Linked DNA regions of Homo sapiens: region 1 is linked to region 2. A link is a loop called in an ENCODE intact Hi-C map of the cell type or tissue named here. Cell type or tissue: heart right ventricle. All regions are shown on one strand. Each heading gives the region's core, and the rest is flanking DNA. Links, peaks and the distances in the headings are about the cores only.

Region 1 (4,345 bases), core at 346-4,345, 1.5 Mb after region 2:
CTTGTGGTAAAACCACACCAGCTGGCAAGCTGCAACTATCAAAGCAAAACTAAATGTGTATGTCCTAAAATAAGACTATAGTGGACAATCTTACATTCGTTAAATCAATTTCTGTTTGCTTTCTTCTCTTCTCTGTAGGTTTTGAGCAAAATTTTGGACTGTGAAGCAAGGCATTGGGTAAGTAAATAAAATTATATGCTTTAAAATGTTGGGACAAACTGTTTCTTTTGAATTTGCCAATACATGTGTCTCTGTGAACTTTGCCACTGTTCATTATATGAGACAAGGATAACCAGTTCCCTCTACATCACTCCTAGTCCTCATCCTTCACCTCTGTATTAGACTGTCTTACCACTTGCATGGTCAATCATTGTTACTCTTTCTTTGTACAAACTAATTTAGCCAGCTAATGTTCACCAACAATATGCTAGCTCCTCGAGGTACAAAAGTCAAGCAACTCTAAAGCCTAACAGTAGAGAGAGACCAATGGTGACTGAGATGATGAAATAAGATACCTATGAGAATAGCTATGAGTTTTGAGAGCCTCCTATGAACGAGGAATGTATTTCTAACTTTTATAACCACATAGGTATTACTACTTCCATTTGGGGAAACCAAAGCCCCAAACCAGTAAACAACCTGCTTAAAGTCCCACAGCTAGCAAAAGGCAAGTCTAGCCTGATAATCTTAAAACACAGTGTCTTGACTGGGCGCGGTGGCTCATGCCTGTAATCCCAGCACTTTGGGAGGCCAAGTTGGGCAGATCACGAGGTCAGGAGTTTGAGACCCAGCCTGGCCAACATAGTGAAACACTATCTCTACTAAAAATACAAAAAAATTAGCTGGGCATGGTGGCAGGCACCTGTAATCCCAGCTACTCGGGAGACCGAGGCAGGAGAATCACTTGAACCTGGGAAGGCGGACTTGCAGTGAGCTGAGATTGCACTATTGCACTTCAGCCTGGGTGACAGTGTGAGACTCCATCTCAAAAAACAAAAACAAAAACAAAAAACACGGTGTCTCTCCATTGCAACATACTCACTACCTGTCAGTGCTTGGCAGAGTATTTGGTATGTGGGAAAAACACTCAACAAATATTCATTCCCTTTGCTTTTCCCCTAAAGGGCTTTCTATCCCAACTTGTTGGATAAAAGTTATTCTCCCCATTTTAAAACTATGAAGAATAATGGCCAGAGTTGGACTATGAATTGTTCAAAGATCAAATACAAGGGACCTGAGTTGCATTCTGTACCTTAGCAGGCTAAGCCACCTGCTCTGATACCTGTGGCAAGCAGGAAACAGGTTCTGGAGGACTAACAGGATTTTGGCCTCTTTTTTCAAGTGAAGACAAAATGGCCTCGCCGGCTGACAGCTGTATCCAGTTCACCCGCCATGCCAGTGATGTTCTTCTCAACCTTAATCGTCTCCGGAGTCGAGACATCTTGACTGATGTTGTCATTGTTGTGAGCCGTGAGCAGTTTAGAGCCCATAAAACGGTCCTCATGGCCTGCAGGTGAGGGATCTGAAAGGAAAGGGTGGGTAAGTCAAAGTGGGGTGATGGTGCTGGCAGCCAAGCAAGGCAGAACATGTGGGCCTTTTACTGCATCTGGGATGACGTCTCGCTTTGTCTCCAGATCTCAGCACCATGGCGTGGCACAGTAGGCTCCCAAGTGAATGAATGAATGAATGGATGAATGCACTTTTAGAAAAGAAAGAGCCACGTTCTGTGGGCATAGAGGGAGAAAAATTATATACTGCCCCAAGAAAGGATGTGTTTGGGGCAGACATGGAGAATAACTTCAGTTAACCAGTGAAAAAATGAGAAAAGATTTCAAATGAACTTTCTTTGTCTTTAAGTAGCTTAAGCAAGTTAATTTGAAATGTTTTGCTCTTTTATGCTATAAATGTATTTATTTTTTGCTACAACTGAATTTCCATGGGTGTTCAGAGTATATGCAAGAGTTAGTGAGAGTGAACTAGCTGATTCTTCATGTTTATCAAGTATTTCGAGTTTTCAGAGCAATTTTATATTACATGATATCATCTTCCTGGATCTTTTTAGTAGTCTTCAGTGTTATGCATTACACTATTGCCTTCATTTTATAGATGGTAAAAGGAAAGCACAGGGAGGTTAAATGATACAGAATCAGGGATCTCTATTGCTATTTGAAAACTTATCCAACATCTACTCTAAGCACCTGATTTTTAATAGTGGAAATAACAGAGGCTTATGGAGATATAAAAATAATAGATAATGTTTAGTGAATGCTTACTATATGCCAGGCATCATTCTATATCCTTTACATTTTTATTCTTGCCACAACACTATAAGGTAGACATGATTGTTCCTCCTACTTTGAAGATGAGTAAAGCAAGATGCAGAGAAGCTAAATATCTTACCCAAAGTTGCATAGCTACTTGGTGGAAGTCTGGCTCACTTCTGGCAACCCACTCAGAAAAAGTAGAATCAAGAATCAAGATGATAGCTCAGAATTCTTCTTTACAATTGAGTACTCTTTCCACCACCAGACAGCATGGCACCTGGAGGCATTGCTTGGGGTTTGAGTTGGGTCTTCAAGGAATAACAGACCCTCTGTTAATCTATGGACTTTGATAAAAGCAGTAGAGTATAGATGTAGGCATATTTTTATTTATTTGTCATTCATAGCCAAATTCTAAAAAGAGATAGAATTTTAAAAATAAGTGTAAATGCAATGGAACAAGAAGGAATGCTTATGACAAAGGTAGACTAAGAATAGTTACTGCAAAGGGGCTAAATTTAACTCTGGTAATCTGTACAGTTAAGACTAAAAGGAAAACAGGCCCTGTGACTTTAAGAATATTCACTTAACCCCCCTGATCTTAGTTCCCCTATTTGTAAAGGCAGAGAGTGATAGTACCTACCTTGCAGCGTTGTAAGGAGCAAACGATAATGTATGTAAGGTGCTTAATGACTCCTGACATTTGGTAAGCTCTCCATAAATAGCAGCTATTATTAATTACCGTAGAAGTTCTGGAGGTAGGCCCAGGGGAAAGGGGCTGAGTATCAGTGCTGACTGTAAGGGATCACAGATTCGATATGTCTACTATAGTGGGACATTTGTTTGTTTTACAGTGGCCTGTTCTATAGCATCTTTACAGACCAGTTGAAATGCAACCTTAGTGTGATCAATCTAGATCCTGAGATCAACCCTGAGGGATTCTGCATCCTCCTGGACTTCATGTACACATCTCGGCTCAATTTGCGGGAGGGCAACATCATGGCTGTGATGGCCACGGCTATGTACCTGCAGATGGAGCATGTTGTGGACACTTGCCGGAAGTTTATTAAGGCCAGGTGAGTTGCTACCCGGGTGGAAGCGTCGGAGATGGAAGAGATAGTCCCCGATCAGAAACCTTTGATAATTCATGCATACAGAAAAAATACTCCTCTATGATATGCTGCAACCCACATTTCCACTCTTGTTGCACACTTCTGCTCTTCTTAACTCTTGTGCCCCAGGCAGACTTAACTCCTGTGGCTATACAGGTATGTCCTATGCATTACCGCATCTTGCTTTCTTCCATTCACTTAATATACCCTCTCCTCCCACCCATCCTGCAAGGCTAATCTTGGATGCCAGCTCTTCCATGGAAGTGTTTCTGATTAACACTTTTCCTCCCTCAGCTCTTCCTCTGTGTTGTGAAGCATTTTGCTGGTGCTTTAAACTTTCCTTCTATTTTAATATTTGCATATGTATTTTAGTTCTCCTTTAGACTTCTATTATAACTATTTACATATGTGCCTTAGTTCCCGACCAGACTGTGAGCTACTCAAGGTTATAGGGGCTATCTTACTCACCTTTTATGTCACGCTGCTCCTACTAGGCAGGACATTTATTGAATTGAATGGAGTTCACTGAGTTTAATCTCCTACCTGAGGGGTGATAAGACATGACCTTCATTTAAAGATGAGGAACTTGAGATCCAAAGAAGTGAAGAGCTTCACTAAGTGCAACAGAGACTCAGAGCTTAACTTCTTTAGAACCTTTTGATCCAGCCATGCTAGGGTGATTGCATCCTCGCTCAAACAGAAGGGTTTTCCAGGCTGTGTTTGAAAACCTCCAGGAGCCAGGAACTCAGTGTTCCCAGAACCACACAGCATACCTTGGACAGTTAGAAAGCTTCTCTTTTTGGCTTCTCTTTAACCTTCTTATGGGTTCTAGCTCCGTTAACTGTGATCATGGTGAGCTTGCCTATTTATTTCACCCACATGATGTTCCTTCAGGTATATACAGCTAGAGTTCTTTGTCTCCTGTGAGTGATGACGGTGGCAAGATCATCATTGCTGTCATTTACAAGTACT
Region 2 (4,397 bases), core at 262-4,261:
CATGGTAAAACCAACCTCTGCAAGAAGCTGATGTGATGAGACACACCATTCCTAGAATTTTTCCTTCTAGCAAACTTCTTCAGAACAACAATCAAGACTGTCTTTTTCCGCCCTTGTCCCCTTTCAGTGTCCCCTAGCTTGGGGAAGAACCCTCCCTCCATCCAGTTATTCAAGCTAGAGACCTGGGAGTCATTCAGACTCACCGTATTTCCTCACATTCCATGCCTAGTCCTACAAATTTTACTCCTAAGATAAAGATGTCAACACCACCCACCTCTCTCCATCTTCCCTTTCACTCTTCTAATTCAGTCTTTCATCATCTGCTGCCTAGATGATTGCAATCACTCTCACTCTAGGCTTGGGTTACTAGTCACCCAAACCTGATTTACTTACATATACTCTTGCTGCCTTCCAATCCCTTCACCCTACTGCAGTGAGGGGATCCTTTGGAAAAAAAAAAAAAAAAAGCAAACCTCATCTTTACCGCCCTACCCTGGTTCAAAACACTTCAACAGTTCTTGCTTTTCTGAGAAATTACAAAAACCTTACCCTGGTCTAAAAGTTTCTGCAGGGTCAAGCTCTACCTACTTCTTCAATTCCCTCTCAGGCCAAGTCCCTCCACTCCATTTCCTTTATCTTCTTTCAGATCCTTGTATTCACTGTGCCCCCTCCAACTTAAAGGCCTTTGTACATGCTGTTCCCTCTGCTGGCAATGTTGTTCATGAATCTCCACCTAGTTAACTCTGACAGAGCTGAGCTCCATTACCCTTTACTCCAGCAAGCCTTCTCAAACCTCTGTGGCTACTTGTCTTCTTTCTGATATACACTTTCAGACCACACATATTTCCCACTTATGGTACTTACCTTGGATGCTATTGTATAGTTATTTCTATGATTACATAATTAATGTCTGTCTCCCCTCCTATACTGTAAACTCTGAAAATACAAATTCAGTTCTTAGCCTTGTGTCTCCAAGGTTGTAGTATCCAAAACATACTTCTGAAATGAATTACTAAAAACACAAGCTATCCTGGCACTGCACAACCTATATGCCTTGGTTCATGCTGTTTGGGGAACCCGACTTTCAGGTTTATATATTGCAATAGTACCCCACAAAATAACGTATTTTCTGTCAATAAACAATCAGTAACATTGCGGAAATGTTCATGCCAAAATAGTGAGAAAGAGCAGGATACAGAATGTTACCTGCGGTATCCTTCCGATTTTGTATCAACAACAAAATAATCCACATATCAAAATGTTAACAGTGATTATTTGTAAGTGGTGGAATTTCAGGTGACTTTTATTACTTTTTATGCTTTTATTTGCCAGAGTTTACTTTTTCTGACCATAAACACATTAAACTTTTTGATATCAGTGGCATTTTTTAAATAAATTACCCATCCATAGGTTTGCAGCTTAAATGCTGTCTATTCCATGGAAACTTACCCTCACCTCCCCTACCCACAAGTGGCTAATATCTTTCCTCCCTTTAAATATGCACAAGGCCAAGCGTGGTGGCTCAGGCCTGTAATCTCAACACTTTGAGAGGTTGAGGTGGGAGGCTCACTTGAGCCCAGGAGTTTGAGACCAGCCTGGGCAACACAGGGAGACCTTGTCTCTACTAAAAATAAAAAAATAAGAAAGATAGCTGGGTGTGTTGGTCCGCGGCTATAGTCCCAGCTACCTGAGAGGCCAAGGTGAGAGGGCCACTTCAGTCCGGGAGTTTGAGGTTGCAGTGAGCTATTGTAGCACCACTGCACTCCAGCCTGGGGTACAAAATGAGACCCTGTCTCCTTCAATCAATCAATCAATCAATGTGCACATGCCTCTATCAGTGCTTCAGTTGTGGCCCTAATCACAGTTTTCTCTATGTTACAGTGCTTTCTATCCTACCCATTCCTCCCTCCACGCATATTAAATGGATGCCTCTCTAGTGTAGAATCAGTGCTTTATTTTTATCTGTGTCTCCTCACTGTGCTCAGCAAAGAGTCAAAGAGAGAGTAAGGGCTCAACAAATGAGCAGGTCACAGAATGAAAAATATAGAACCATGAGATCCATTCCCTCTGTTGTGAGAGCCCGTCTTCCCTGGCGAAGGAGTCTGTGCATCTCTTCCAGTTGCCACTTTTCCTCAGCACCATTATCACTTCCCCAATTGAGGAGATGGAGCCTAGGTTCTCCCCCAGATAAAAAGGCACCTGAGAACTCGTGAGTCTTCAGTTTCCTGGGATGACAACAGTTTCACCAGCAGAGGGCAACAGGCAACTAGGAATCACAGGCTGGATCCATCCTGAGAGCTTCCAGTGCCCACACCCAGTTACTCAAATCATCACAGATGCCCTCCCAGTGGCCCCAGTCCCACGCCCAGCAATACTTTCAGTTGCTCTTTTAAAGCTGTGTCAAATTATTTTGTGGTTTGGAAATAATTTCCTTCCAAGAAAGATTTTATTTTAATATTATTCTCTGTCTCCCTCTCTTGCACACAAACACACACACACACACACACACACACACACATACACACTCAGTAGAGGTATCTTCCTTTATATTAAATAGTTACTATTCCTAATTTACAAATCAACCTTCATGCACCCTTCAAACCTCTTAGCCCAGCCCTTGAAAAGATAGTATCTTGGCTAACAAGGAATCAGCAACCCAGGAGGAAAAAACTGAATCATTCATTCCACACGTATTCCCTGATCACCCACTGGGTTTCAGGCCCTGAAGAGGATCCAATTTTGTTTTGCTCTTCAAACACAAACAGATGAAAAATGCACGGCACTAAAGGAAAGCAATTTCTCTCCCTCTGAGTTAAGTGGAGTCGTGGAAGACCTTTAGCTAACTAATCCACAGATTCACATATTTTTCTTTCAGTCATTTGGTTCCTCTTCCCCTGGGTCTTTCCAATTTGCTTAAAATAGAGGACTCTCAAAGTAAACACAGGATACTAATAGAAACCCAATGGTCACCAACCTTCCCTGTTCCCAGGTTTCCTGACTTGACTCCCTGGAGTTCACTTTTCCCCCCACTATCCCATGCAGACAGTCACATACCAGGCTCTGTACTAATTACCAGGAACAGAGAGAATATTATACCATTATTAAGGAATATACAATCCTCTGAGATGTGAGGGGGAATATGTAAGGAAGAGTAGTGTGGTGTAACGAGGCTTGACAATGGTAACTCAAGCCCACAGAAGCTGAACTCAGGTCCCCAGATTCCCAGCCTCTTGCCCATAGGGCTTGCTACTCCATGTATCTATTCGATGCCCTTGAAAAAGGTTATCTTATCAACCCTTCATTTCCTGCTGTTTGGTAAAAATCTCAAGGTTGGAAAAGCACAAGTTGCAAAGTACGAATGATTCTTTGAAATGTTCACAAGGAAAGGACTCAGGAGTATTTATTCAGGAGTATTTATTCATTTTGTTAACACTTCTTTAAGGTGCACTTAGTATAAGACAGACAGAGTATCCCCATAAAAGACAGGTAGGAAAAACCTGGAAACACCCATTTATGTATCCCTTAAAAGCTACTTTTTCTCTTTAGTAAGGAAAGTCCTACCATGAGTTCCATCATATTGTTCCAGTTGATTACAGAAAAAAAAAGTGGCCATTTTTTTCTTTATAAAACAAAGGGCTTTGTAAGTTCTAAAAATACAATAAAAATCACAAACATTAAGTTTTAGTTGAAAGAGATAGATATACACCCAAACACACACACACACACACACACACACACACAAACCAGGTTTGAAGCTTCTGAAATTTACATGAACTGAGGAATAATTCTGCCATGAAGTTTTCTTAGATTATAACAACAGAAGCCTCCATATATTGAGGGTCTTCTATGGATCAGGTATTGTGCTAGTAGCTATGCACATATCATCTCTTTTAATCTTCACCAACAATCCTGATAAATACAGATGAGCACAAGATTCCTGAGCAGTGACGGGCTTTCTATCACACAGGTCTGGGGTTGGAAATGCAGCTCTGCCACCTACTAGCTGTATAATCTTGTAAAAGTTACTTATCCATTCTAAGATTTGGTTTTCACGTCTCCAGCATGAAGATAATAATAGTGTATTCCTCATAGGACTGTTGTTAGGATGAAAGAGATATGACATACGGAGAATTTAATGCAATACCAAGCACACAAAAATGTTCAAATATTGTTGGTTATTAATATGATGGTGACGATGATGAAGATTCTTCTAAATCCCTTAAACACTTTGTATATTCACTGAATAACAAATGAGTTAATGAGGGGGTGAGTGAAGTAAATCTACTTAAAGAGAAGTCCTCAAGCCTATAATAGTTTTCGGATATACAAAATATTTTCATTTTAATTTCCTAAAAAAATTAAAAGAGAAGTCATTAATTCCATATGTATGTGTGTGT

The links. Peaks named below come from ENCODE experiments on the same cell type or tissue, not always from the same donor. Only the 100,000 strongest peaks of a DNase experiment are listed, where the experiment ranks them.
Region 1: it touches region 2 in a loop (6-fold over the local background); 25 of 110 quality-filtered maps call a loop at or near these places.

What each region holds. Positions count from the first base shown.
Region 1 is chr3:187,730,701-187,735,045 of GRCh38, reverse strand. BCL6 (BCL6 transcription repressor) reads left to right here. Exons shown (of 10, transcript NM_001706.5): 2 at 139-177; 3 at 1,343-1,513; 4 at 3,116-3,337. The coding sequence starts at 1,353. LOC100131635 (hCG1645011-like) reads right to left here. Exons shown (of 3, transcript NR_034062.1): 3 at 2,631-2,675. Among named protein-coding and RNA genes, the nearest start is that of BCL6-AS1, 11 kb to the left of the region's middle. In heart right ventricle, for the core only: no CTCF peak of the experiment used is centred there; no DNase peak of the experiment used is centred there; H3K27ac peaks cover 2,825 bases.
Region 2 is chr3:189,231,288-189,235,684 of GRCh38, reverse strand. The region is part of intron 3 of TPRG1 (tumor protein p63 regulated 1); the gene reads right to left. Among named protein-coding and RNA genes, the nearest start is that of TPRG1-AS2, 7.1 kb to the left of the region's middle. In heart right ventricle, for the core only: CTCF peaks have their summits at 2,045 and 2,245 (motif pointing right); a DNase peak (open chromatin) is centred at 2,314.